2 separate regions of the Homo sapiens genome follow, and region 2 is linked to region 1. A link is a loop called in an ENCODE intact Hi-C map of the cell type or tissue named here. Cell type or tissue: heart left ventricle. All regions are shown on one strand. Links, peaks and the distances in the headings refer to the core of each region. The heading gives the core; the rest is flanking DNA.

Region 1 (10,332 bases), core at 1-8,000:
TAAACGAAGGCTTTAGAGTCCCAAGATGTGGGTTCCAATCCTGGCTCAGGCTTTAGACAAGTTTTTGAAACTTAGTTCCCAACAGTGGAAGATGACTGCCTCCCTTGCACAGTTGTCCTAGGATGAGCAGAGCATATTCACATCAGTCTTCAGATGTTGCAGTTGTTATGGTTACTATAATTTAGCCTCTGTGTGAAATTCAGGTCATGGTAACTACCTTTCTAAGGTATGAGGATCATGTATACTGATGGGCATGAAATATTTGTAAACAAAAAGCCCTTGGATAAAGTTTATTATTATTTGTATCTCTATCAGCATATTCATTCATTCATATTTTTTTTAATCCATCCATTCACTCATTTAACATTTACTAAATTCCCAAAAGCTGCTACATGTTAAGCTCAGCAGGGAGGTTAGAAAGATGAGTTTGAGTTTGAAATACCTCAAAAGAGCTCATAGCCTCATGGGGGAATCAGACAGGGAGGCAGTCAAGTCTCAACCCAGGAGCGGAACCCTGCAAAAAGTTGGGAGCTGTGGGATATGGGGGAACCAAGGGCTTAGGGATGAGTTCCAGAAGAACAGCCCTGTACTTGGATCTGGAAGGATGGGGAGGGAAGGGCATGACAGCTGGAGGGAACTGTATTGGTCAGTCAATATGGGCCAGAGGGGTGAGACGGCTTTTGGGAGTCAGGAAACTGCAGCATCAGACTGAGGATCCAAGCTTCTGGGGCTGTGGGTTAGGGGGAAGGAGAGTGGACGTGGGGCGGGATGCACCTGGGAGGCGGTGGCAGGTCAGGAAGGTAGACTGGGCCTGAGGGTGAAGGTTCCAGGTGCCTGTGTGCTCAGGAGGTGGGAGGACCCTGCAGCTCCAGCCAGGCTGCAATCCCTTTGAAGGCAGAGAGGTTCTGAGTCATCTTTCTACTCCCACAACGCTCACAGCACCCTCACCACAGTGCAGTCTGGAGAATCCAGAGGGGAGACATGTGATGGGCAGTTCTGAAGATGAGTAAGCAGAGCCATCCCCAGCTGCCACCCCGGGCTTTGCCTCACTGTACCCCATCACCCACCCCTCATGCCACCAAGGGGTGCAGTGGCCTGTTTTTGCCAGGGAGCTGTACCATCCATATGACAATAATACAAGTCAACAGGATGCTACAGAATTTGACTTTTGGTAAATTTTGCTGCAATGCACTTAGCTACAAAGAAGGGCAGTCCATCTACCAAAATGCTTTTGAAGTGTTCAGGAAATGACTCACTGTAAAGTTTAGGCTTTGAAAACACCTCTGTGGGACAAGGCCGACAAGTGTGTAGGTGTTAAAAGAAACACTAAGTTATTGACTAGAAAATGGGCAATAGGGTATGTGAGGATAAACTGTCAGAGGCTGGGGGTTAATGACCTTTTCTCTTCTTGCATGTGGAGAAATAAGCACTTGGAACAGAAAGGAGCTCTACCCAACTACCCGGAATGCAGGCGGGCCTGGGACTATGTGACTACCACCCTCTAAGTGAGGTTTTGAAAATAAACACTTGAAAGTCTGCCCAGATTGTTGTAATCTTATTAATCTAACAAAGAGACTCAGTGGCTGCCTTAACCAGGGGTTCAGTGTTTACCATGTAATTTGTAACAAGCTGATAAACACACCCTGGCCCCACTTGAAGAAAAATCTCCTGCTCCCTGCAAGGAAAGCAGTTGGCAGAAAAACAGTAATCGAGGATTAGAAACCAAAAAGACCATGCCTTAGGTTCCAGGCCACCTCCCCTGCCCCCTGGACTGCCAGCCCCCTGCCATCTCCAAGTTCAGAGGTGTTGTGTGTGGCTTCTCCTGGTCTCGCTCTCCTAAGATCTGTCAGATGCTCTGGCCCTTCCCAGTGGCCGGACTGTCCATGGACAAGGAGCTCCCTGTGTGGGATTTCTGCCTTGGGGTCTTTCTGCAGGGTCTGGGGCCATTCTCCATTCTGTGGGGGAATTTAGGCCTGTCTTCTGAGCTGACCCTTCTCGCTGGTCTGAGGGCATTCCAGAGGGCAGTGGTATTGGACAGCAGTGTTGAGCATGGCTCTTCTTGGAGCTCTTGGTTGCATTCCACAGGGCAGCCTCTGGTGATGCAGCAGAAACGGGATTTATTGGAAGAGCAGCGGGCAGGAGCCAGGGCGGTTATGCCAAGTTAGCACAGGGACAGTCTACTGATCCCCCACACTGGTCAGCCACCCTTCCCCATGCGGCCACCAGCCCTGCAAGGCATCTCCAAGAAGGGTCCCGGCACCTTTGTCTCGCTCCCTCAGGATCAAAGTCCTAAGCCTCCCCCAGGCCCACCTTCTGCCTCCTTCATGCAGGGTAAGCCCTGCCTCCCACAGGGACCCCCACAGAGGGAAAGACATTTGGATGCTGGGTAAGTTAAGAGATGAAAAATGCCCACTTCACTCCTCTGAATCACCATGCCTAACATTTACTGACTGCTTTGCCATCCTTTAAATGGTATAACTCATTGAGTCCTCACAACAGGCCGAGAAGAAATGGCTGTTTTTACAGATGAGAAACTGCGGCACAGAGAAACTGAGTAACAAGCCCAAGGTCACACGGCTGGGAAATGGCAGAGCTGTGAGCCAAGCTTCACCTTGGGGTTTGAACAGAGGTCCATCTGTTGCCTACAGAGGCTCTGGAAGCTGCTTGTAAACCTGACCTAAATGGGGCTGCCCTTATCTCCAGGTCATCTGTGTCTCTGCTGCTAACTCTTGCCCTGCTTGCGTGCCCTGTTTTGGCTTGAGTCTAGGCCCACTGACTCCCTGACCCATCTCCACCATCCAGGATCTTACTTGCTCCCAGTCACAGCCCTGGCCCTCTCACCCCCTATGTCTGGGCAGGGTCCCTCTTGTATTTCACCCTGGTTCTTGAGAGTGTGTGGCCCACATCAGAAACACACAGAATGCCAAATGCCATGGTTCATTCTAAGTGATACATTCTTCCACGGTAACTGCCCTATCAGGGCGTGCTTCAGGATTTGAGTCACTCAGTGAAAAAGCATACTAACCTTTACAGACCTAAGGTTTGTAGTTTTTTTTTTTTTTTAAAGTGTCATCAATCAGTGATTGTAACATGTACAACAACAGAATTGGACATGTAGGGGTGTTTACTGATTTAAAAAGATTGCCATGCGTGGAATCTGGCACACAGTGGGCACCTGATCGATATTTGCTGCATTAAGGAATGAGAGTCAGGGGCCTGCGACGCCGGTGGTTGCAGCATTTATTGAAGGATTTACGTTCTTTTTTGCTCATGTTATGAACAAAGCCTCATTTTCAGGTTTTTTTTTAAGTCCTTTCATTAATTTATTTCTCCTTTTCTTACCTCCTTTTAGATTATTGATTACCTCCACTTTTTTGTGTGCATGGCCAGATGGCAGAGATGCTGTTACAGAGCGGAGCATCTGCCTGGGGCATGTTTCTGCACAAAAGCAGCATTCTACCAGCGACTGGAAGGTTGTTTAGGGGGCCACCTCTCCCAAGGGTCTAAACCCCATAAAAGCAGTTTCCTGAAAACTTCTCTAAGGTTGCCTCTAATGCTGGAAGTTCCTTGAGGGTAGCTACATGTGCTGGCCCCAAGCCCACCAGCCAGCCTAGGAAAGGACTTTTTTGCTTAGCCTTCATTTTAGTGACACTCCTCCCTGCTCTCCCCCACCAGCCACACACACACACACGCAGCGTGAGAGAATTCTTCATGTTCCACGCCATTACTGAAATCTAAATGTGACTATTTAGACTCAAAATCGACCAGGCGGGAACCGTGTTAGTCAGTTTGTCTTATTCTGCAGAGCCCATATCCCACTGTGAATTCTCAGCAAGACATCATAATTATCCATAATTAGATAAAGTCTGAACATTAAACCCGTCCTTCTAAAAACAAAAACTGGTGGTTTGCAACACACTAGATCTTCTGCAGTCCAAAGTTGCGGCTGGAAGGAAGCTGGCAAACTCCTTAAATGCAATGGTGAATAAAGTTTTTGAAATGACAATGGGCCAATACTTTAAAAATAAATCTGTTTCGAATGAAAAGTAATTTAGGATTTAAGACTCCAGTAGTGATGCAAAAAGGAAGGGAAAGGCCTCAAGACACCTTTTGCTAAGTCGGAGCGATTGAATTCATTCCCACCAGCTTGATCCTTTCCTGAAGGCAGCCAGGGAGTGCGTCCAGTCACCCTCAAACATCTCATCAATCTCCTGCCACAAAAATGAATCAGCATTGCACACAGACCCTCATCCTACAGCCCCTCAGCAAAAGCACCTGCCAGGCTGGGTTAGAAAGGAGTGACACGGCCGGCCACAGATGGAAGTCCCCAAGCTGCAGCACTAGGGGGCCAGCGGGAGGAGCGGAGCAGCCCCCACCGTGAGTGCCTCGTCTCCTCCGGGACCTGTCGGTCTCACATTCCCTCCAGCATAGATCTGTCATATCCTGTTGTCAGCGGCAGAGTGGGTGGGCAGATGTGTGCATGGCCAAACAGCAGAGATGCTGTCACAGAGCGGAGCATCTGCCTGGGGCATGTTTCTGCACAAAAGCAGCATTCTACCAGCGACTGGAAGGTTGTTTAGGGGGCCACCTCTCCCAAGGGTCTAAACCCCATAAAAGCAGTTTCCTGAAAACTTCTCTGAGGTTGCCTCTCATGCTGGAAGTTCCTTGAGGGTAGCTACATGTGCTGGCCCCAAGCCCAACCAGCCTAACACCTGGTACATCAGGGCTGAGTTACGCATCTGGTGCCTGCATTGAAACCTCTGTGGCCCAACTGCAGCAGTGTTTTTCTGCCCCGACAGGACTTATGAGAGTCTCCTGGGGTCCCTGCGTCTCCCTGTTCGGCAAACACAGATCTAGGGTCAGACAGTTGTGGGTTCAGATTCCAGCACGGCCACTCAGGCAAGCTCCCTAGCCTCTCCCCAGCCTGGTGAGAAGGGCAGCGCTCACCTTTAGAGGTGATTATGCAGCACAGAAGCAGCACATGGGAGCACCAGACATGGCAGCCAGCACGCTCCAGGTGTCCTCCTTACTAGATTCTGTTTGTTGGCAGGATCTTTAAAAAGACCAGCCATGTGGCATTTCAGAGACTACAGAGATCAGAAACAGAGACAAGTCACTAGGGAGAGGGGCCTTCCCCGACTCCCAAATGCACGGGGATTTCTCCTTTAGGTGAGCTCTCCAGCGGCCTTCAAACTCCCAGCTGGGACCTGCAGCAGAGCCTATGCCCCATCTTGGGGTTACCTAGTCCACTCCTGGGGTCACCTAGCCTCCTCGTGGGGTCCCCTAGTCCCCTCATAGGGTCACGTAGCCCTCTCGTGGGGTCCTCTAGCCCCCTTGTGGGGTCTCCTAGCCCCCTGTGTGGAGTCCCATAGCCCCCTGCATGGGGTACCCTAGCTCCCTCAGGGGATTCCCTAGCCCCCTCATGAGGTCCCCTAGCTCCCTCGTGGGGTCCCTTAGCCCTCTCATGAGGTCCCCTAGCTCCCTCAGGGGATTCCCTAGCCCCCTGTTTGGGGTCCCCTAGCTCCCTCATGGGGTCACCTAGCCCCCTCATGAGGTCCCCTAGCTCCCTCGTGGGGTCCTTTAGCCCCCTCGTGGGGTTCCCTAGCTCCCTCAGGGGATTCCCTAGCCCCCTCATGAGGTCCCCTAGCTCCCTCGTGGGGTCCCTTAGCCCCCTCATGAGGTCCCCTAGCTCCCTCAGGGTATTCCCTAGCCCCCTGTTTGGGGTCCCCTAGCTTCCTCATGGGCTCACCTAGCCCCCTCATGAGGTCCCCTAGCTCCCTCATGGGGTCCCTTAGCCCCCTCGTGGGGTTCCCTAGCTCCCTCGTGGGGTCCCCTAGCTCCCTCGTGGGGCCACCTAGCCCCCTCGTGGGGTCCCCTAGCCCCCTCATGGGGTCACCTAGCCCCCTTGTGGGGTCCCCTAGCTCCCCCATGGGGTCGCCTAGCTCCCTCGTGGGGTCACCTAGCCCCCTTGTGGGGTCCCTTAGCCCCCTCATGGGGTCCACTAGCTCCCTCGTGGGGTACCCTGGCCCCCTTTTGGGGTCACCTAGCTCCCTAGTGGGGTCCCTTAGCCCCCTCATAGGGTCACCTAGCTCTCAGCAGCACATCAGCCTTGCCCGGGAAGGCAGGTGGGTAGTGCAGGCCAGGGACCTTGCCTCACAGGCCCACTGTTCCACAGTTCCCTGTACAGGGCCCATGCTTAGAGCAGCTCTTTTAGGGTCAGGCTACTGTTGACTGGGAAGCCCCAAAAAGATTGGGCCTGAGTCATCCTGGCACCATAGTTACTGTCTGGAGACTTAAGGGATGAGTCTCATTTGTGACTTTCTTCAGATTCTGCAAAATTTATAGCCTGTGAGTCTGTCCTGCCTCCCACCCTCCTTTCCTCATGGGCCCAGACTCCGCCCCGACACTGCCCCAGTTTTGCCTCTCACCCACCCAGCAAACCCTACCCAGGGACAGTCTGATGGCCTCACCTTCTCCATGCCTACCCAGGCTACTGAGTGCCACTGGGTTCTCAGCACTGCCAGACTGTTCAGAACTGTCATCTCCCTGTTCCACCCAACCTCCATTCAACCCTCACTCCCCTCTCAAACCCCTGCCCACTCCCCTCAGCAAGTGACTTTGGCCCTCACTCCATGGGGACTACAGAGATGCATTCCTCCTCCCCACCTTGCTCTCCCAGCTTCTCTTCTGCACCTACACCATCTCTATCTCCCTCTGTCTTAGTCTGCTTCCATTTCTATGAAGGAATAGTCAAGGCTGGGTGATTTATAAAGAAAAGAGGTTTATTTAACTCATGGTTCCTCAAACTGTACAAGAAGCATGGTGCCAGCATCTGCTTCTGGTGAGAGCTTCAGGGAGCTTCCACTCACAGCAGAAGGTGAAGGGAGCAGGTATCACCTGGTTAGAGAGAAGGAAACAGAGAAGGGATCTTTTAAACAACCAGACCTCCAGGTAAACTCATACAGCGAGCACTCATTCATTACAGCAAGGACACTGCAAAGCGATTCAAGAGGGATCCACTCCGATAACCCAAACTCCTGCCGCCAGGCCCCACCTCCAATACTGGGCATCAAATTTCCACAGGAGATTTGGAGGGGACGGATTTCCAAACTATATCACCTTTCCTGCCAGGCACTGGCAGGGGGTCCAGCCTCAGTCTCCCCATCCTCATCCTCTCTAGCCTTCCCTGGGGAATCTCTACCACTGCTCAGCTGTTTCTCCGCTGTGTTCCCAGGCTAAGCTGCTGGCACCACAAACCACCTTCCTGTGCCGATTTGAGACCTGGGAGTCATCCTTGGTTCCCCCTCCCTCCCCACAGGCTGTCTATTCCCTCTTCTGCACAGGATTCCTTCTCTCTTCCCATGGCCATCCTCACCTTGGTTCAGGCACCCTGCCCCCAGCCTGGCCTCCTCCCCCAGTCCTCCCTCTAGGCTGGATTGCATATCTGTCCAAGGTCAGACAATCATCCTTACCCAAGACCCTCAGGACTCCCCTAGCCTCCTGAGTGGGGTCTGCCCCTGACTTTAGCAGTACACCCATGGCCCTCTGTCATCTGGTCTCCATGACCACTCTGACTTAGGTCCTCCCCACTCTCACCCCTCCAGCTTCCCTCGGCCCTCTCCTAATTCTCTGCCATGAAACATGCAGGTTCCTCTGCCTGGAAGACCTTCCTCCCCTCCAAGCCCCCTCTTCAGCTGACCCACTCCTCTCCATCCTTCCAGACCCGGCTCATGCATCAGCACCTCCTGGGGCTATCCCCAGCCTCTAGGGTTAAGGTTATATAGCCCCTGACAATTCTTCTGTCTAGCCTGGATCACAAGGTGCTATTGTCATCTGTTTACACATCTGTCTTCCACATAGCCAGAGTGTTCCTCCAAGTCAGGAGCTGTGCCCCATTCACCTCTGGGTCCCCTAAGCCTGGCACTTGGTGAGTGGTCAGTGGCTAACTTGTGATGGAACTCAGGCTGTAAGATGTATATCCAATGTCCATACCTCTGGCCTGGCCAGTAAAATAACGTTTCCTGCTCATGCAGAAGGACTGTCTCCAGCTTCATCTTGTCTCCAACTCTGATGGCAGGAGCGTGGACTGCAGGGTCAGATAGTCCCAGGTTCAGGCCCTGACTTGGCCAATTATTAGTGATGGATTTTGGGCAAGACACTCAACCTCTCTGAGCCTTAGTTTCCCCATGTGTAAAATGGAGATGGTAATGCCTACCTCATAAGGTTCTGGTATAAATTAAATGACATGATGCAATGGGACCTGGTAGAGGCCCTGCATGTAGTAGACACATAAAAGTGGGAGCTATCACTCAGGTGGGCTTTTTAGTAACATACAGTAAATTAAATAGAATAGGGCTGGATTACATTAGCTACAGAAACAAGCCAGGTGCAATGGAGTGAGCCCCAAGATAAAAACAAAAAGACCTCAGTCCCACCTCTGTCACCAAACTAATGTCCTCACTGGGGTCCTCACTTTTTAAAAAAGGGATGGGCCAGGCACGGTGGCTCACACCTATAATCCCAACACTTTGGGAGGCCAAGGCAGGAAGATTGCGTGAGCCCAAGAGTTCGAGACCAACCTGGGCAATGTAGTGAGACGCACCTATAGTCCCCAGCTACTCAGGAAGCTGAAGCAGGAGGATCACTTGAGGCTGGGAGGTCTAGGCTGCAGTAAGTCATGATCGTGCCACTGAACTCCAGCCTGGGTGACAGAGAGAGACCCTGTCTCAAATTTTAAAAAAGGGGACAGCTTGGTTAAAATGGTAACCAGGTTAACTCCCAGTCACAAGTCCTCTGATTCTAAGATTCGTTGACTCTACAATTTCATAAACTGCCATATGTAGCCTGAGGCACGACTAAGGTCATTAAGGAGAAATGCTCAGAAAACCTAATTCTATTGAAGGGCAAAAGACTAGCATTAGAAGGCCAGGTTAGGCGATAAGTCCTTACCTGCAACTATTTCCTTCCACAGGAGAATGTGGCTTTCCTCCTGAAGCGTTCAGAGGTAGTAATGCTTAACACAGCTGTTTTGTGAGTCCCAACAATGCTTAACCTTCCCGTAATCACCGTGAATGGCTGGCAAGAGCTTATGCCTGAGAAATGCAGCCTTCTAGACAAAATTTTCAGGGAAATGGAGGCTTTAGACATCACAGTGTTTTCAAATACCATTATTACTGCTCTATAAATATCCCACGCCCACAGTGTATCAGGTGCCACATGGGAAATATTGGATTCAGTTGGAGATTTTCTTAAAAGACACATAACAGTACCATATGCCAGTCATCTTGTATAATATTTATGTACATGCTGCAGAAGCAAAGATTAGCTATGTCAACATGTATAGAAAAATCCCACAAAACAGAGTCCGTGGGATGTGTATTATCTGTACTTATGATCAAAAGCATTTGCTGACTTTCTTCACTACAAGAGCTATTTCACCCATAAACTACAGAAAGGTTAGAGGAGCAGGAATGAATAGAGTAATAACCAGGTGGAAATCATCAGCGATCCCTGCAATCTCCTACTAGTTTAGAGGCTCTGCAGGTGAAGAAAGCAGTTCCAGAACTGTGAACAGCAATTAACCCTTCCATTTACTTTGAATGAATGATATTTAAACACACTTTACTCCTTTTCAACGGTCCTCACCAGCACACCAAAGGGGACATTGCTTGGAGAAAAAATATTTTCTTGGAGACATGCAAGAGGAAAAATTATTTCCACTAGTATGATCCTAAGTGCAAAATTGTTCATGAGCACTGTGCAAGTAACCAGCCAGTTGCTTTAGGTAGATGGGTGGTATGAACTGAATTACGTCCTCCCCACTCATATGTTGAAGCCCTCACTCCCAACGTGATGGTATTTGGAGACGGGGCCTTTGGGAAGTTCTCAGAATTAGATGAGGTCCTTAGCGTAAGGCCCTCACAGTGAGATTGGCGCCCTTATGAGAAGAGACACCAGAGCTCTCTTTCGCTCGCTCTCTCTCACTCTCTCGCTCTGCCAGTGAGGACACAGCAAGAAGGTGGCGGTCCACAATCCATAAGAAAGCCCTCAGCAGAACTCAACCATGCTGGCACCCTGATCTCAAACTCTCAGCCTCCTGAAATGCAAGAAAATAAATGTCTGTTGTTTAAGCCACCCAGTCTATGCTATTTTGTTATGACAGTCTGATCTAATACAATGAGGTTCTTTCCCTCTGAGCTTTCATTGTAGATTGTGACAAGATCAAAATTCAAGATCACATTAAGCAAACAGACACACTAGAGTGGCCGAATCTTGGTAGAGTTTGTAGCTAAGAACTGAAAGGACATGTGACTATCTCTTAGGGCATTAATC
Region 2 (15,852 bases), core at 7,853-15,852, 53 kb after region 1:
CAAGAGATCCTCTTGTCTTGGTTTCCCAGAGTACTGGGATTACAGGCGTGAGCCACTGCACCCAGCCTGTGGCTTTACCATAAACCACCTGCATGCAGTGAAGCCCAAGCTCTCCTCCTATGGCCTCAGAGCTGTCCAGTCTGGGCTGGTGCCAGACCCTCTAGCGCTCGGCACACAGGAGGTGCTCATGAACCCCAGAGGACCTTGACGTAGAGAGCTGGTGTGGTGGATGCTGCGGTAGCCTAGGAAACGAAGAGGCCAGGGGTGGGGCCCAGCCACAATTGTGGGCCCTTTCTGGGCCTCAGTTGCCTTACTGCCAGTGGGGACCATAGTTGCTGCCCTCTCCACATGCAGAACACAGGTGAAATAATAATGGCTAATCCTCATGAAGTGCTTCCCAGGGGCTCTGTTGTCCCGAGAGTCACCTGTGTATTACCTCATTTAGTCCACATACCAGCCCTGCGGGGTAGACACTGTTACTCCACTTTACAGACAAAGACGCACGGAGGATTAGATAACTTGCCCAGAGACACAGCTGATTGTGGTGAAGGCTGGCTTCAGAGTCACTGCTCGGGCCCTTCACACTGCAGGTGGCAGGCTCAGGAAGGGGTATTTGTGCTCCAGCTTCTTGGGTTGTCAGAACTGGTTCTGGTCACCTCCTAAACACTGGCAGGACTTGCCAGGGCCACAGAGCCTGATGGTGTCTGGGCTTCCTGGACTGGGGAGCTCTGCTTAGCCCCGTCAGAGTGGACCTGAGCAGGCTGAACCCCAGGGCTCAGGCTGTGGGTGGGACTGTGGGAGGAGGAAGAGAGAGGGTCTGCCGCCAGCGGACTGGGCAGCAGGATAGACTGTCAGCAGGCAGCAGCAGCCTTGGCGTCATTCCCAGTCAAGGGCAGAGCTGCGTCCCTAGAGCCGCCTCCCGCCCCTGCCAGGACCCCACAGTTTCTCCTAGGGGTGAAGAGTGGCTGCGGCCCTGGGAGGAATGGCTGAGGCCGATGCCACATGGTGAGCCTAGGCACCCGGGCCCAGCTGGCTCCCAGCCCATCCATTGCTGGGATGGAAAGGGCAGGCAGTTGGAAGGGCAAAAGAAGGAAGCAACATGCCCACAAAGCCTCTGCTGGGCTAATCCTCTTCTAGTCCCCACACGGTACGTTGCGTGGAATGGTTAGGACAGCCTGTTTAACAGAAGGGAAACTGAGGACTGGCAGTGTGGAGGAAATAGACAATTAAAAGCAAAGAGACAGCTGGGCAGGGAGTGTTTGCAGCCCTGGAGGCAGATACAAAGTTGCACCCGGGCTAAAGCCTGAGAGACAGCATTTACTGAGCACCTTTTTTGTGCCTGGCAATGTGCTCTGTTAGCTCCATTTTACAGATAAGCAATCTAAGGTTCAGAAAAGAGGAAGCAGCCAGCCTCGGGCCATGCAGCTGGCTGAGTGAGAGCTCCTAACTTGTACTTTCTCCCCTCCCCGGAAGCTTTGGTTTGTTGGGGGAAGCAGATTCATATCAGACCCAAGGCAACTCAGCTGTGATTGAGATAGACATTGAGTCTTTTGGGAGACAGAAGGGAGGGAGAGTGCCAGTCAAAAGGGTTTCGTGAAGAAGGTTGCATCTGACTGGGACAGTTAGGCCTCTGTGTACCACTTTAAAAGGTAAGACAAGGGGAAAGAGGGCATGGGGAAAAAGGACTTGGGGACAGAGGGCATGGGGGCAGGCAGGTGAGGGCCGTGCTTGGAGAATTGTGAGGGGTCCTGGGAGGCTGGATCACTGGTTGTGGGGAAGGGAGGGAGGCCAGGCAACCCCTGATGGGGTCCCCTGGGGAGATAGCCCTGGGGCTTGGAGCATGGGGATGGGAAGTGACTGGGAGGACGCTGCACAGGGCATGGGGTGTGGGGAAGTGAGTGCCAGGGAGCTGGGTGTGGAGCCAGGCACCTGCCGGGCTTCTGGGTTCCCCCAGCAGCTCTCAGGGACTCAAGCTCTGCATCAGGCACACCTCAGTTTAAGTCCTGGCTCTGCCATTACTAGCTGGGTGGCCTTGGGAAGTTGCTTGTCATCTCTGAGGCTGGCTTTTCCCCTCTGTAAGGGGAAGATAACCATAGAACTCCCTCCAGGGGTGGCTGTGTATGGCAGCTGTCAGCGCTCAGGACATTTCACTTAACCCTTCTGACCTAGGAGTTAGGAGCTATCATCGCCCTCGTTTCGTGAAGGGCTGACCAGCGACTGATCATGGCTACGATGTAAAGGTGCAGACATTTTGACCTCCCATGGGATAATTTAGATGGGCCACATGGGCTCCAGGGATGGCTGAAACTCCGTTGGAGCTGCGTCACTGTTCACCTTCTCTCTACCAAATCCTGCTTCCTCCCTATCTCTTCCCCAGGTGTTGACTTTTCTAGTAAATATCCTCCATGTCAAAGTCTATCTCAAGATCTGTTCCAGGACAACCCCGCCTGCAACAGGGCCCATTTATGTTCCAGCCAGCACGGTGATCCTGAGTCTGGGAGGGTGCCCACAGACTGCTTTTGTGAGCAGCATGCCTTCAGTGGCCAGTCCCCAAGCCCCTCAACTCCATGTGGAGCAAGGACCAACCACCCCATGGAGAAGAGGAACCCGCCTGCAAGGCGAGCCAAGAAGGGACCTTTGGAACCAGCCACACTGGACTCTGTAGGGGGCTGGATGGCTGGCCCCAAAAGGATAGGTCCATGTCCTAAGCCCCAGAACCCGTAAATATTGCCTTATTTGGAAAGAAATTCTTTGTAGATGTCATTAGGGATTTTGAGATGAAGAGATCATCCTGTATTATGCAAGTGGGCCCTCAATCCAATGGCAAGTGTCCTTACAAGAGTAAGGCAGGGCTGGGTGTGGTGTCTCACACCTGTCATCCCAGCACTTTGGGAGGCCAAGGCAGGAGAATAGCTTGAGGCCAGGAGTTCAAGACTGGCCTGGGCAACGTAGTGAGACCCTCCATCTCTACAAAAAAAAAAAAAAAAAACAGAAAAAAACCCCACAAAGAACTAGCCAGACGTGGTGGCACATGCCTATAGTCCTAGCTACTCAGGAGGCTGAAATGGGAGGATGGCTTGAGTCTGGGAGGCAGAGGTTGCAGTGAGCAGTGTTGCGCCACTGCACTACAGCCTGGACAACAGAGCAAGACCCTGTTTCAAAAAGAAAAAAAAGCGGGGGGAGTGAGGCTGAAGGAGAGACACACACCTAGAGAAGAAGGTGATGTAAAGATGCAAAAATAGGGCCAGGCGCAGTGGCTTACGTCTGTAATCCCAGCACTTTGGGAGGCTGAGGTGGGCGGATCATGAGATCAAGAGATCAAGACCATCCTGGTCAACATGGTGAAACCCCCTCTCTACTAAAAATACAAAAATTATCTGGGTGTGGTGGCGGGCGCCTGTAGTCCCAGCTACTCGGGAGGCTGAGGCAGGAGAATTGGTTGAACCCAGGAGGCAGAGGTTGCAGTGAGCCGAGATTGCACCACTGCACTCCAGCCTGGGCAACAGAGTGAGACTCTGTCTCAAAAAAAAAAAAAAAAGAAGAAGTAAAAATGGGAGTGACATGGTTACAGCCAAGGAAGCCGAAGAGGCAAGATGGGAGCCTCCCTCAGAGACTCCAGAGGCAGCACGGCCCTGCCAATGCCTTGTTTCTGCTTCAGGCCTCCAACGCTGGGAGAATAGAGTTCTGCCGCTTTTGAAGCCACTCTGTGAGAATTCCATACAGCAGTCACAGGAAACTAAGATAGCTCCCACACCCAGTTTCCACTTCACAACCTTGAGAAGCTGGGGAAGCCGTTCTGGAGGTGCCAGGGACTGGGCACCGAGCCAGCCTGGGCTGGGGTCAGAGGCAAGAGGAGAGCTCTCTAGAGGAAGCCTTTATCTTGGAGTTTGTTCTTGAGTAGGAAGTGTTCACGGGGCAGGTGGTGGTGGTGGGGCGGCGTGTGCATAATTTTCAACAGCCCAGAGAACTGAATATCATGGGGCTGTCTAGAAATTTTGACTTGCAGATATGGCAGGAATGGGAGGTACCTAGAAGGGAGAGAAGGGAGACATAACTCAACAGGAGGCCAGGGCCCGGTCGCAGAGGCCACTGCGTGCCTGTGGGAGGCTTGCTCTTGATGTGAGATTTTTCTTCTAACTTTGTATTTTAGAACAGATTTAAAGTTTCAGAAACGAATTCCAAGTTTGTATAGAGTTTATGTATACTGTTTCCCCTAATATTAGCATCTTACCTGAGTGTGGGTATATTTGTTACAATTATTGAACCTATGTCAGTCCATGAACTGAACCTATGTCAGTCATGAACTGAAGTCCATAGATGATTCAGATTTCCTTTGTTTTCCCGAACGTCCTTTTCTGGGCCGGGACCCCATCTAGGACCCCACATTGCATTCAGTCGGTGTGTCTCCCTAGGCTCCTCTTGGTTGTGACAGTTTCTCAGACTTTCCTTGTCTTTGATGACCTTGACAGTTTTGAGGAGACTGTCCTTCAATTCGGATTTGTCCCGCGCTTTTCTCACAGTTAGACTGCGGTTGTGGGTTTTGGGGAGGAAGACCACAGAAGCAAAGGGTGATTTTTACGCCATCATAACAAAGGTGTGCCCTGTCACCATGACTTACCTCTGTTACCGTTGAGCTCGGTCACCCGGCTGAGGTAGTGAGACTTCTCCACTGTAACCCTCCCTTTCCACACTGCACTCTTTGGAAGAAGGTCACTATGCACAGCCCACACTTAAGGGTGGAAAGTTATGCTCCAACTTTTTTTTTTTTTTTTTTTTTTTGAGACAGAGTCTCACTCTGTCGCCAGGCTGGAGTGCAATGGCGCGATCTTGGCTCACTGCAAGCTCCGCCTCCTGGGTTCAAGCGATTCTCCTGCCTCAGCCTCCTGAGGAGCGGGGACTATAGGTGCCTCCCACCACGCCCAGCTAATTTTTGTATTTTTAGTAGAGATGAGGTTTCACTATGTTGACCAGGATGGTCTCGATCTCTTGACCTCGTGATCCGCCCGCCTGGGCCTCCCACAGTGCTGGGATTACAGGTGTGAGCCACTGTACCCACCCACTATGCTCCAACTCCTTGAGGTGTGAGGGGTTTTAAGCAGGAAATTTGCATGGTAAGATTATCTTCTTAAAACCCAGTGTTGACAAAATGTGGGGAAGTAGACAGACACCCTTATATTCTGTTGGTGCAAGTGTAGTTTGGAGCAGTGTTTTAGGGGGACAATTTGACACATCCTTCAAATGTTACATGCATATACCCTTTGACCCAGCAAGTCAATCCTGCAGAAATGTCCACCCACAGGCAGAGCGATACCTGGACAGAATTCCAGTGGTGGCACTGTTGGTAGCCAACTAAACTGTGAAAAGAACCGAATGGTCATTTATAGGGCAATGGATGGGAAAACTGGGAGATCTGTATCATGAAATACTAAGTAGCCATCAAAGAGGAGTTAAATCTACAAGTGTGGACATGTGAAGTTCTCCAAGATAGGTTACAAGTGCAAAAGTCGTCACAGGCATATTATATGTGTGATCCGAATCCACTACATGAATAAAAAGAGCTGCACATTGGTATGTGCACATATGGATGGAAGGTGCATAGCGGGACCCACAAGGAACCAGAACTTGGCGGCTCTACGGAAAGGGACCCTGGGAGTAAGGGTGGGGACTGGGGAGGAGGGCATTTCTACTTCTCATTTTATACCTCTCTGTAGTGTTTGACATTTTGCACAATAAGCAAGTATTGCTTTCATGATAAAATGTCTTTAATATTAAAAATATTTCTTTGAAGTTTTGCATTTGAAGAAACCTCCCGTGGGTGCTTGTGAAGGGTGAGGTGGGGGATCCAGGGTGGAGTGGAGAGACCCATTAGGAGCATCCAGGGTGTTTATATGGCACCTGGGACACAGGAGAAGAAGGTGGGTTGGGGAGTTACTTAGGAAGCAGAATCGAGAGGACTGGGTATTTCTTGGTGGGAATGGGGTGGGGGCAGAGGGTGTTTCCCACAGGGCCCTGGCAGGAAGCAGATGGTGCACTCCAGATGGGGAATGGAGAAGAGTAACCAAGGTACTTGTGACTAAAGCCGGGACATGTTAAGGGAAACTAACAAGGGATGGTGCAGCACCTGGGCTGGCCACATGTGGGAGATGTCACCACCCCCAGGCAGAGGGAGGGCAAGGCCGCCGGAACCAGACAGGGTGGCTGTGGGAGAAGGTGCTTGACAGGAGGGACCAGCCTACCCATGGCCTGGAAGTAGGGGGCCTGGAGCAGACACCCCAACCTCACTCCTGCTTCCCCATCTCCTGTTGGAGATGGTACCTCCCGTTGGCCAAACCCAACTGGAAACCACAGAACTTGCCCATGCAAAGCAGCCTCCTGGGTGACAGCCAGGTAGGGAAGAGTAGAGGGGACTCAGTACCCAGAGGGAGGGGTCTAGGTTGATATCCAGATTCCTGGCTTGGGTGCCTGAGGGATGAAGGGTCCCTTGGAGGTGGGGACAGAGGAGAAGCAGGTTTGCGGGAGGGTGAGAGTACCACTGGGGTCTATTTCAGGTGGAGTGGGCTACCTGCTTCACACACAGCCCCGCAATCTGTTGGTGGTGGTGGGGTTGAGATATTGGGCTGCAGCTTGGATCCCAAAAGGCCTAGTTTCCCATGCCAGACCCTTTAACTACGGTGACCCTTTGAGTTCACCCACCCCGCTCAGGCACACAGGCCTCTGTCTGAGTGTAAAATGGGCCCTAGATGGCTTTTGTTGGGGGCACACATCAGAGGCGCTGGGCCTCCCCCAGTTCTTCAGAGTTGTCAGGGTCACTGCTCTGGGACCCACGGACTCGTGGGTGTGTGATCTGGCCCTGTAAGGCAGCCTAGGGACACAGGGTCTCAGGCTGGGTGAAGGAGAATGGAGGGGGTGTCTTATCAAAGCTTACAGGGACTAGCCTCGGGACTGGAGGGCCTTGGGCCACAGCATTATACCCAGGCAGGAGCAGATCTTGAAAGAGCTTGATTTTCTATGAAAGGGTCAGCTGTGAGGGAGGCAGTGGGAGGGGGCACAGTCCCACCACCCTGTAGGGGACTGGAGTTCCTCCAGGATGGCGACCAGCTCCTCAGAGGAATGAAGACCCCAGAACAATGTAAATAGGGTGTTTGCAGGGAGAACAAGGAACCCATTGGCACCATCAGCACATTCCACAGGATTCTATAATCAGATTAGCTCCCAGGAGGGCCCAGGAGGGACGGGACAATGGGGTGGAGCAGAAAAGGGGCCAGGAACCACCTCTGTGCTGAATTTGCCTACTCTTCCCTTCCCTATCCCATTCTAATGCTTTTAAATCTCTCCACCTGATTGCCCCTCACTGATCCTAAGGGGAAGCAGCCTGTGTGAGGAAAGGGACTTGTCTAGGGTCATACGCATTTGTCAAGGACTTACTCCTGACCTCGAATTCTGCCCTTTCTTTGTGGGAGGCTATTTTCCCAGCCCCCTTTGGTGACAGGCTCACCCCCACTCCCTACAACGCTGGTACATAATTTATGAGATCCAGTGTAAAATGAAAATGTAGCGCTCCTTGTTAAAAAATTATCAAGCATTTCAGGATGATGCCTGCAGAGCATTAAACCCTTCCGAATGCAGAGTCTTGTGCAGTTGCACAGATCGCAGGCCCTGGCAGCCGGCCTCGCCCTCAGTGCCGCTTAGTGCTGGCCTCCTCCTTCCTCCACCCCATGGCCCCAGTCACCCCCTAGAACCCAGCACCCCATCTGCCCTGGAAGAAAAGCCCTCCTAGGCTCCAGGTTAGGCCAGGGGCTCCTGGGTGTCCTACAGACCCTGGGTGTCCCTAGATGGCACTGGGAGGCATCATCTCTAGCAGTCTGTGGGCTTCCTGAGGGACTCCCCCAGAGTCTGCAGCACCTGGCACAGGCCTGTGGGTATTTTGTGAGTGACAGAGTGTATGTCTTCTGGCTAGGACATTTAGGGCAGCTTGGAAGCCCCTCCCACTCTGACTCCCTGCGCACAGCCAGGGGAAGCTCCCAGACTCAGCACTTCCTTCTGGGTTCACCCAGGTCCAATCAGGACCCACAGCCAGGCCTTCCCATTCTCTGGTTCCCCACGTGTGGGCGGCAAGCCACCCAGGCGCCAAGGCAAGAGACCGAGGACACGAGCTGTTCCAGTATAATAAAATATAAAACAAGAATAGTTATACCAGATATAGATCTTAGATATGATTATATATGAATATCATTAATCATTAGTTTGTAGCAATTACTCTTTATTCCAATATTATAATAATCCTCGCTCTATAATCATAACCTAGGAAAAACCAGGCCATACGGAGATAGGAGCTGAGGGGACACAGTGAGAAGTGACCAGAAGACAAGAGTGCGAGCCTTCTGTTATGCCCAGACAGGGCCACCAGAAGGGCTCCTTGGTCTAGCGGTGACGCCAGCGTCTGGGAAGACGCCCATTGCCAGGCGGACCGTGGTCTAGCAGTAGCGAAAAGTGTCATGGAACAACACCCGCTACTTAGCAGACCGGGAAAGGGAGTCTCCCTTTCCCCAGGGGAGTTTAGAGAAGACTCTGCTCCTCCACCTCTTGTAGAGGGCCTGACATTAGTCAGGCTCGCCCGCAGTTATCTAGAGGCCTAACCGTCTCCCTGGGATGCTGTGCTTCAGTGGTCACGCTCCTAGTCCACCTTCATGTTCCATCCTGTACACCTGGCTCTGCCTTCTAGATAGCAGTAGTAAATTAGTGAAAGTACTAAAAGTCTCTGATATGCAGAAATAATGGCGTAAGCTGTCTTTCTCTTTGTCTCCTCTCTCTCTCTGCCTCGGCTACCAGGCAGGGAAGGGCCAGCCCCCTGTCCAGTGGACATGTGACCCACGTGACCTTACCTATCATTGGAGATGACTCACACTCTTTACCCTGCCCCTTTTGCTTTGTATCCAATAAATAACAGTGCAGCCAGACATTCGGGGCCACTACCGGTCTCCGCGCATTGGTGGTAGTGGTCCCCGGGGCCCAGCTGTCTTTTCTTTATCTCTGTCTTGTGTCTTTATTTCTACACTCTCTCATCGCCACACACAGGGAGAGACCCACCAACCCTGTGGGGCTGGACCCTACACCCACTCCAGGATGGGATGGCCCCTCCCTTTATTGGAAAAAAAGTGAGGTCTAAGGCAGATTAAGGCGATAAGGGGATTCCGCAGAGAGCAGCTGTAAAGCTCTGTGACAGGGTGAGAATTAGTAGATTAATATCCGGGGCCAGGTTCTGGGCTCTGGGCTCTGGACTCTGGGCCCACATCTTTGCTGATAAGTGTTGGTTCCTGTCCTTCCAGACAGAAGGAGTTGTACTTCTGGAACAGATAATTGACATTATTCCCATTGTACAGATGAGAAACTACAGCTCAGAGAGGTCAAAATGCTTAAAGATGGCTGATGTGCAATTTAAACCTAGTTCTGGCCCAAACTGCCTCCCAGGTCCTTGGGCTGAGTCATGTCCTGCCCCTACCCTCATGGCCCTCACTGTCTAGTCACTGAGATACACACGGAGTGAGACACACAGGGAACTCAGTGGAGGGAGAGGTCTTTGTGGGTAGGGCAGTCATGGGAGACTTCCTGGAGGAGGTAGAGGAGGTAGACAGATGAGCTGTCTTTCAAGGTCAAACGTTATTCTCTTCAGGGTACCTGTTGCAGGTGTGCAGAACAGCCTGAGCAAAGAGGTAGAGGAGGGCTGGACAAGGAGGGTCTGGGATCTCCATACAGGACCTAGGAGTCCAGAGGTCCTGACAGGGGTCCCTGGGTGGACAGCAACCAGGCTGAAGCCCTTGGCCTTTGTCCTCTGGGCCAGGGAGCTCTGGATGGGGGCAGGCTGGACACTCTGGGGCAGCTATACGCAGGAAGGGGCTCTATTCTGGGCTGCAAGAAGCAGAGAGGAGCTCAGCTGCAGGAAGGCCATGGGGTCAAACATGGGGCGGCAGAAGGAGATAATCAAGGATCTGTCTCACATAATTTGTCCTGCTGACTAATTCCTGGCCCAACTTGGTCCAAGGATCTGCAGAAATCTCCGTTCCAGCAGGCAGCCCCCCACTGCACAGGGTGACAGCAGGCCCAGAAGCCCAAGGGTCTGCCATCTCTTGTTTGGGTGCTTACACTACCCAGGTCCCAGGACAGAGTTACAAGAGAGGAAGGCAGTGATGATCAAGCTCCCAGAAACACTCATTTGGCAGATGGAAACACTGAGGCTGGCAATAGGAAAGGACTTACCCCAGCCTATACCCCAGCTAATAGAGGGAGTGGCAGGCTGAGTGCATTGATCTAGGATGGGTCTTTTTGTTCTTTTTGGAAAGAGGAACAAACATCGGTGAGCATGCACATGTCAGGGGCCACTGGGGTAGGCATTATGGTTTGTCTTGAGTGTGTAATATGACATCAAGCTCAGAGAGACTAAATTCCCTGTCCAAGGACACACAGCTAAAAAGTGGGCAGGTGACTTCTTTACCAAGTCTCAGTTTTCTCATCTGTGCAAGGTGGGATCGGGCTGGGAGAGGCTCACAAGGAGCAAAAAAAAGGGCTTGAGAACCTCTCCACACTTGTCCATGAGACTGGCTCCTGGCAACCAGAGTTAGATCTAGAGGCTTGAATGTATAGCAAAAGTAATTCATAGACAGTATTGTGAACTTCTATCAGGAGGAATTAAATGTGAGGTTGTCCTCATTTTGTGATATTAGCTGCTATTTAAGAACATTGACTAGATCCATTTTCCCATTATTTAACTAGGGCTTGCAAAATGAAGATATTCTGATATTTCTTTATCATTTGTTAGCTAAAATATCTCTATCAAGGGAAATTTCTCTTTTTCAACTATTAGTTTACCATGAGGCATAGTCACTGCAGGTGTTCCAGTCTAAACAAGTATGTGATGGGATTAAATTTGCCTTTTCTGAAAGAAAATCTCAAAGGACCAAATAGTGTAATATAAACAAAGAAAATTGTTAAGCAAATTGTTTACAAAGTTGTTTACCTTGTGGTAAACTAATAGTTGATAAAGAGAAATTTCCCTTGATAGAGATATTCTAGGTAACACATGATAAAGGAATATCAGAATATCTTCATTTTGCAAGTCCCCAAAACCACTATACTTTAAAGATTCACAAGTAAATTCTTCAAAGCCTTTTAGAAATAGATATCTCCAATGCTACATAAGTGGTTCCAGAGCATAGAAGAGCTTCCAGTTATTTTTCATGAATGCCATTTAACATTGATAGCAAAATGCAAGAAAGCACAGAATAGAACACAATAAGTCAGCTCACATTAACATTGAGGTTGCAACTATCCTAAGTAAAGAAATAGTTTTAGGAATATACTTTAAAATACAGACACATATTAAGGAAATAGCTTACTGTTGTAACAAACCTTTGGAGTTTATACCAGAAATGCAAGGATGGTTCAATTTTAGAAAATCAACTAATTTAGTTGATTTTACATTACATTACATTACATTACAATCAATAATGTAATATTAATATAAATGTCATGTAAATATAGTACATCAAAAGAGGGGAAAATCATGTTATTTTCCCTATAGATATCAAAAAGGCATTTGATAAAATTCAACATCCATTCCTGATTTTTAAAAACTTCTTGATAAAATAGAAATAGGTGGATATTTCCTTAATGAGACAATATCAAAGCAAATGCCATCCATTTGCATAATGATGAAAAATTTGAAGGATTCCCAACAAATTTGTGAGCAGGACAAGGATGTCCCCTTTCACCAGCCTTAGTTGACATTACTTTGGAGATATCAGCCACTATAATTTCACAAAAAAGAGAGGTATAAGTATTGGAAAGAAATAAAGAGACAAAAGTGCTGTGTTATTTGCATATGATATGATTATACACTTGAAAAACCTTAAAAAACTATTACAAATAAGATGATTTGGTGTGATAAATGGGTAAAAATTAAAATATAAAAATTAATAACTTTCTTATATGACAATGAGTTAGAAAAGATAAAGATTCCATCTATAAAAGTAGCAAAAATTATAAAATATCTTGCAACACATTTAATAGGAAACATGCAAGATCTATATAAAAAAATTTTAATGTTACTGGACACCTAAAACACAATAAGAATAAATAGAAAGAGGTGTCCTATTTTGGAAAGGAAGATAGTATTTTAACAAAATCAGTTCCCTAAATTAATGTATACATTTAGAATGATTCCAATAAAAATGAAAATAGAGTTCTTCCTCAATATATAATGGCTAGAATATGGTAGATATTTAATTTTAGCTTATGTGAAGTTCAAAATAGATATTCCTGATTGGCAGGTTTTTCTCTCTCTGTTTCTTTCTCTCCCTCCCTTTCTCTCTTTACTTCCCCTCTCCTATTCAGATTTCTTTAATCCTGTGTCTCTCTTGTTTTCAACACATGGTTTCCAAGGTGACTGTGCTCATCTGCCTCCAGCTGGTAGAGGAACATGAATGACCAAACATTGAAGGTTTTTAAGGCCAGTCCTAGAAGTGATACACATCACTTCCACTCACATTCCATTGGCTAGAATTCAATCAATCATATGACCACATTTAATTACAAGAAAGGCTAGGATATGTAGTCTATCTGGTTGCTTAAGAAATAGAAGAATTGAGTTGAAGCACTTTTTGTCATGGGAAAATTGACAGATTCTAAAGGTCACATGAAAAACATTCAAGGATAGCTGGGGAACATTATAGATAATTTTATGCAAATTTTGACAACTTAGATGAAATGGACAATTCCTTAAAAATGCAACTCTAGCAAAACTGACAAAAGAAGAAATAGAGAACCCAAATAGTCCTATATCTACTAAAGAAACAAAATTTACAATAAAAACCCTTCCCACAAAGAAAACTCCAGGTCCAGATGGTCTTTGCTGGTGAATTCTATTAAACTTTTAAGGAAGGAAGAAATAATACTAATTCTACACAAACTATTTCAGAAAATAGAGCTTTTAAAAATCAGCAATAAATGCCAGTTTTTGTCATTTATAGAGAAAATAATATGAACACTTCCTAACTCATTTTAGGAGACCAGTATAATCCTGATATCAAAACCCAGTAAAGATACTACAAGAAAAGGAAGTGCAGACAAATATTCCTCATGAATAGAGATGTGAAAACTTGTAACAAAATATTAGTAAATTGAATCCTGCAATATATTAAAGGAATAATACATCATAACCAAGTGAGATTCGTTCCAGAAGTGCAAGATTAGTTTAACATTCAGAAATGAATGTAATTCACCATATTAACAAAATAAAGGAGAAAATTCACGTGATTATTTCTATAGGTGCAGAAAAATCATTTGGCAAAATTCTAAATCTATTCATTATAAAAAAACTGTCAGCAAACTAGAAGTAGATAGTAAATTACTCGAACTGATAAAGGCCATCTACAGCTAACATCATGCTTAATGGTGAAACATTTAATCTTTTTTTCCTAAGTTCAGCAATGAGGCAAGAATGTGTATTTGACGTTGAGTTGGAAGTTTTAGTGCATTAAAGTAAGATAAATAAAAGGGGCCAAGCATGGTGGCTCACACCTGTAATCCCAGCACTTTGGGAGGCCAAGGCAGGAGGATCACTTGAGGCCAGGAGTTCAAGACCAGCCTAGGCAACATAGTGAGACCTTGTTTCTAAACACACACACATACACACACACACACACACACACACACACAGTAGCCTGGCTAATGATAATTAGCTACTCGGATGGCTGAGGGGGGAGGATCACTTGAGCCAAGGAGGTTGAGGTTACAGTGAGCCATGATCATGCCACAGCACTGTAGCTTGGGTGACAGAGAGTGGCAGACCGAGACCCTGCCTCAAAAAAACCAAAATAAAAAACACAAACGTTGGAAAGGAATGAGTTAAAATGTGGAATTTGCAGATGATATATTGTTCAATCAGAAAACTGTGGAATTTATGAAGAATTCCTAGAACTAGTAAATAAATTTAGCAAGTTTGCAGGATATGAGGTGAGTTTATAAAAATCAATTTTATTTCTATATACTAGAAAAAAACAATTGAAATTTTAAAATATCATTTACATTGTCATCAGAAAATATCAAATACTAGAAACAGCAAATAAAATATATGTAAACGTGTCTAAAAATATGGCTAAGAGAAGACTTGATATGGTTAAGATGTCCATTCTCCCCAAAATGACCTATCGATTCAACACAATCCCTATTATAGTAAGAGTAGGCCCTTTTAAAGAAGTAGACAAGTTGATCTGAAAATTTACGTGAGAATTTAAGCATCCAGAATAGCTAAAACAATCTTGAAAATGAAGAACAAGTTTGAAGAACACTGCCTGACTTAACGACTTACTATAAAGCTACAGTAATCAAGACAATGTGATATCAATGTAAGCATATGCAAATAGAACAAAGGAACAGAACGTAAAATTCAGAAATAGATCTCATGTATATGGTTGAGTTTCAACCAAAGGACCAAAACAATTTACCGGGGAAGGAACTTCTTTTTGAACAAATGGTGTTGGAACAACTGTATATCGACATGGGAAAATGTTAAAGTCCTTATCTCACTCCAAACACAAACATTAATTTATATGGATCGTAGAAATAAATGAAAAAGCCATAATCATAAAATTTCTAGGTAAAAAATAGAATGTTTTTGGGACGCTGAGGTAAGCAAAGATTTCTTAGAAGTCAGGACATAAAATAACCATAAAAGAAAACAATTTATAAATTTTGAAATTAGACACTTCTGCCATCAAAAGACATCATTGAAAAAATGACTTTGGGATGCAAAAGCGGTATTATCGCTTGAGCCCGGGAGTGCAAGACCAACCTAAGCAACATAGTGAGACCCCCATCTCTACAAAAAAAAAAAAAAAAATTAGCAGGATGTGGTGGCATGTGTTGGTGGTCTCAGCTACTCTGGAGGCTGAGGTGGGAAGATTGCTTAAGCCCAGGAGGTCAAAGCTGCAGTGAACCATGATTACACCACTGCACTCCAGCCTGGGTGACCCTATCTCAAAAAAAAAAAAAAAAAAAAATAGTGTGCGTGTGTGTGTGTGAGAGAGAGAGAATGAATAGGTGAGTTACAGATTGGTAGAAAATATTCACAAAACATAAATACGTGTATGTCTGTGTGTGTGTGTGTGTGAGACAAAGGACTGGTATCCAGGATATATCAAGTACTCCTACAACTCAATAATTAAAAAGATAAACAACCTAATTTTTAAGTTAGGCCAAAGATTTTCATGGACACTTCACAAAAGTTATGCAAATGGCCAATAGGCAAATGAAGAAATGCTCAACACCATTAGTCATCATGTAAATACAAATTAAACCACAATAAGATACAACCACCCAACCACCAGAATAGTTAAAATTGAAAAGATTGACAACCCCACAAATATAGCAAATGCTGTAGATCAGTTGGAATTCTTATATACTGTTGGCAGGAATAGAAAATGGTACAACCATTTTTTTTAAGTCTGATAGTTTCTTATGTGACATTACTTTGGAGATATTAGCCTCTATAATTTCACAAAAAATAGGGGTATAAGTATTGGGAAGAAATAAAGAGACAAAAGTGCTGTGTTAACACCTACCCTCCACCAAGAGAAATGAAAAAAATAGCAGTTACACCAAGAGAAATGAAAAAATACGTTCACAAAAAGATTTGTATAAGAATGTTCATAACGGCTTTATTCATAGTTGTCCAAAACTGGAAACGGTCCATGTGTCTATTGGTAGGAAACTGGCTAAAGAGACTGGATTATGCATGTAATGAAACATCGTGGAGCAATCAAAAGGAGCAAACTGTTGCTTCACAGAACAACCTGGATG

Evidence for each region. Peaks named below come from ENCODE experiments on the same cell type or tissue, not always from the same donor. Only the 100,000 strongest peaks of a DNase experiment are listed, where the experiment ranks them.
Region 2: a loop joins it to region 1, with 7 times the contacts of the local background. A loop is called at or near these places in 4 of 110 quality-filtered maps.

Annotation. Positions count from the first base shown.
Region 1 is chr1:53,404,357-53,414,688 of GRCh38, reverse strand. No RefSeq gene overlaps it. Among named protein-coding and RNA genes, the nearest start is that of LINC02812, 41 kb to the right of the region's middle. RefSeq lists an enhancer at 5,622-6,217. In heart left ventricle, for the core only: no CTCF peak of the experiment used is centred there; a DNase peak (open chromatin) is centred at 4,424; H3K27me3 peaks cover 3,195 bases.
Region 2 is chr1:53,353,803-53,369,654 of GRCh38, reverse strand. It overlaps LINC02812 (long intergenic non-protein coding RNA 2812), which reads left to right and starts at 1,506. Exons shown (of 2, transcript XR_001738058.2): 1 at 1,506-1,649; 2 at 2,378-5,801. In heart left ventricle, for the core only: no CTCF peak of the experiment used is centred there; no DNase peak of the experiment used is centred there.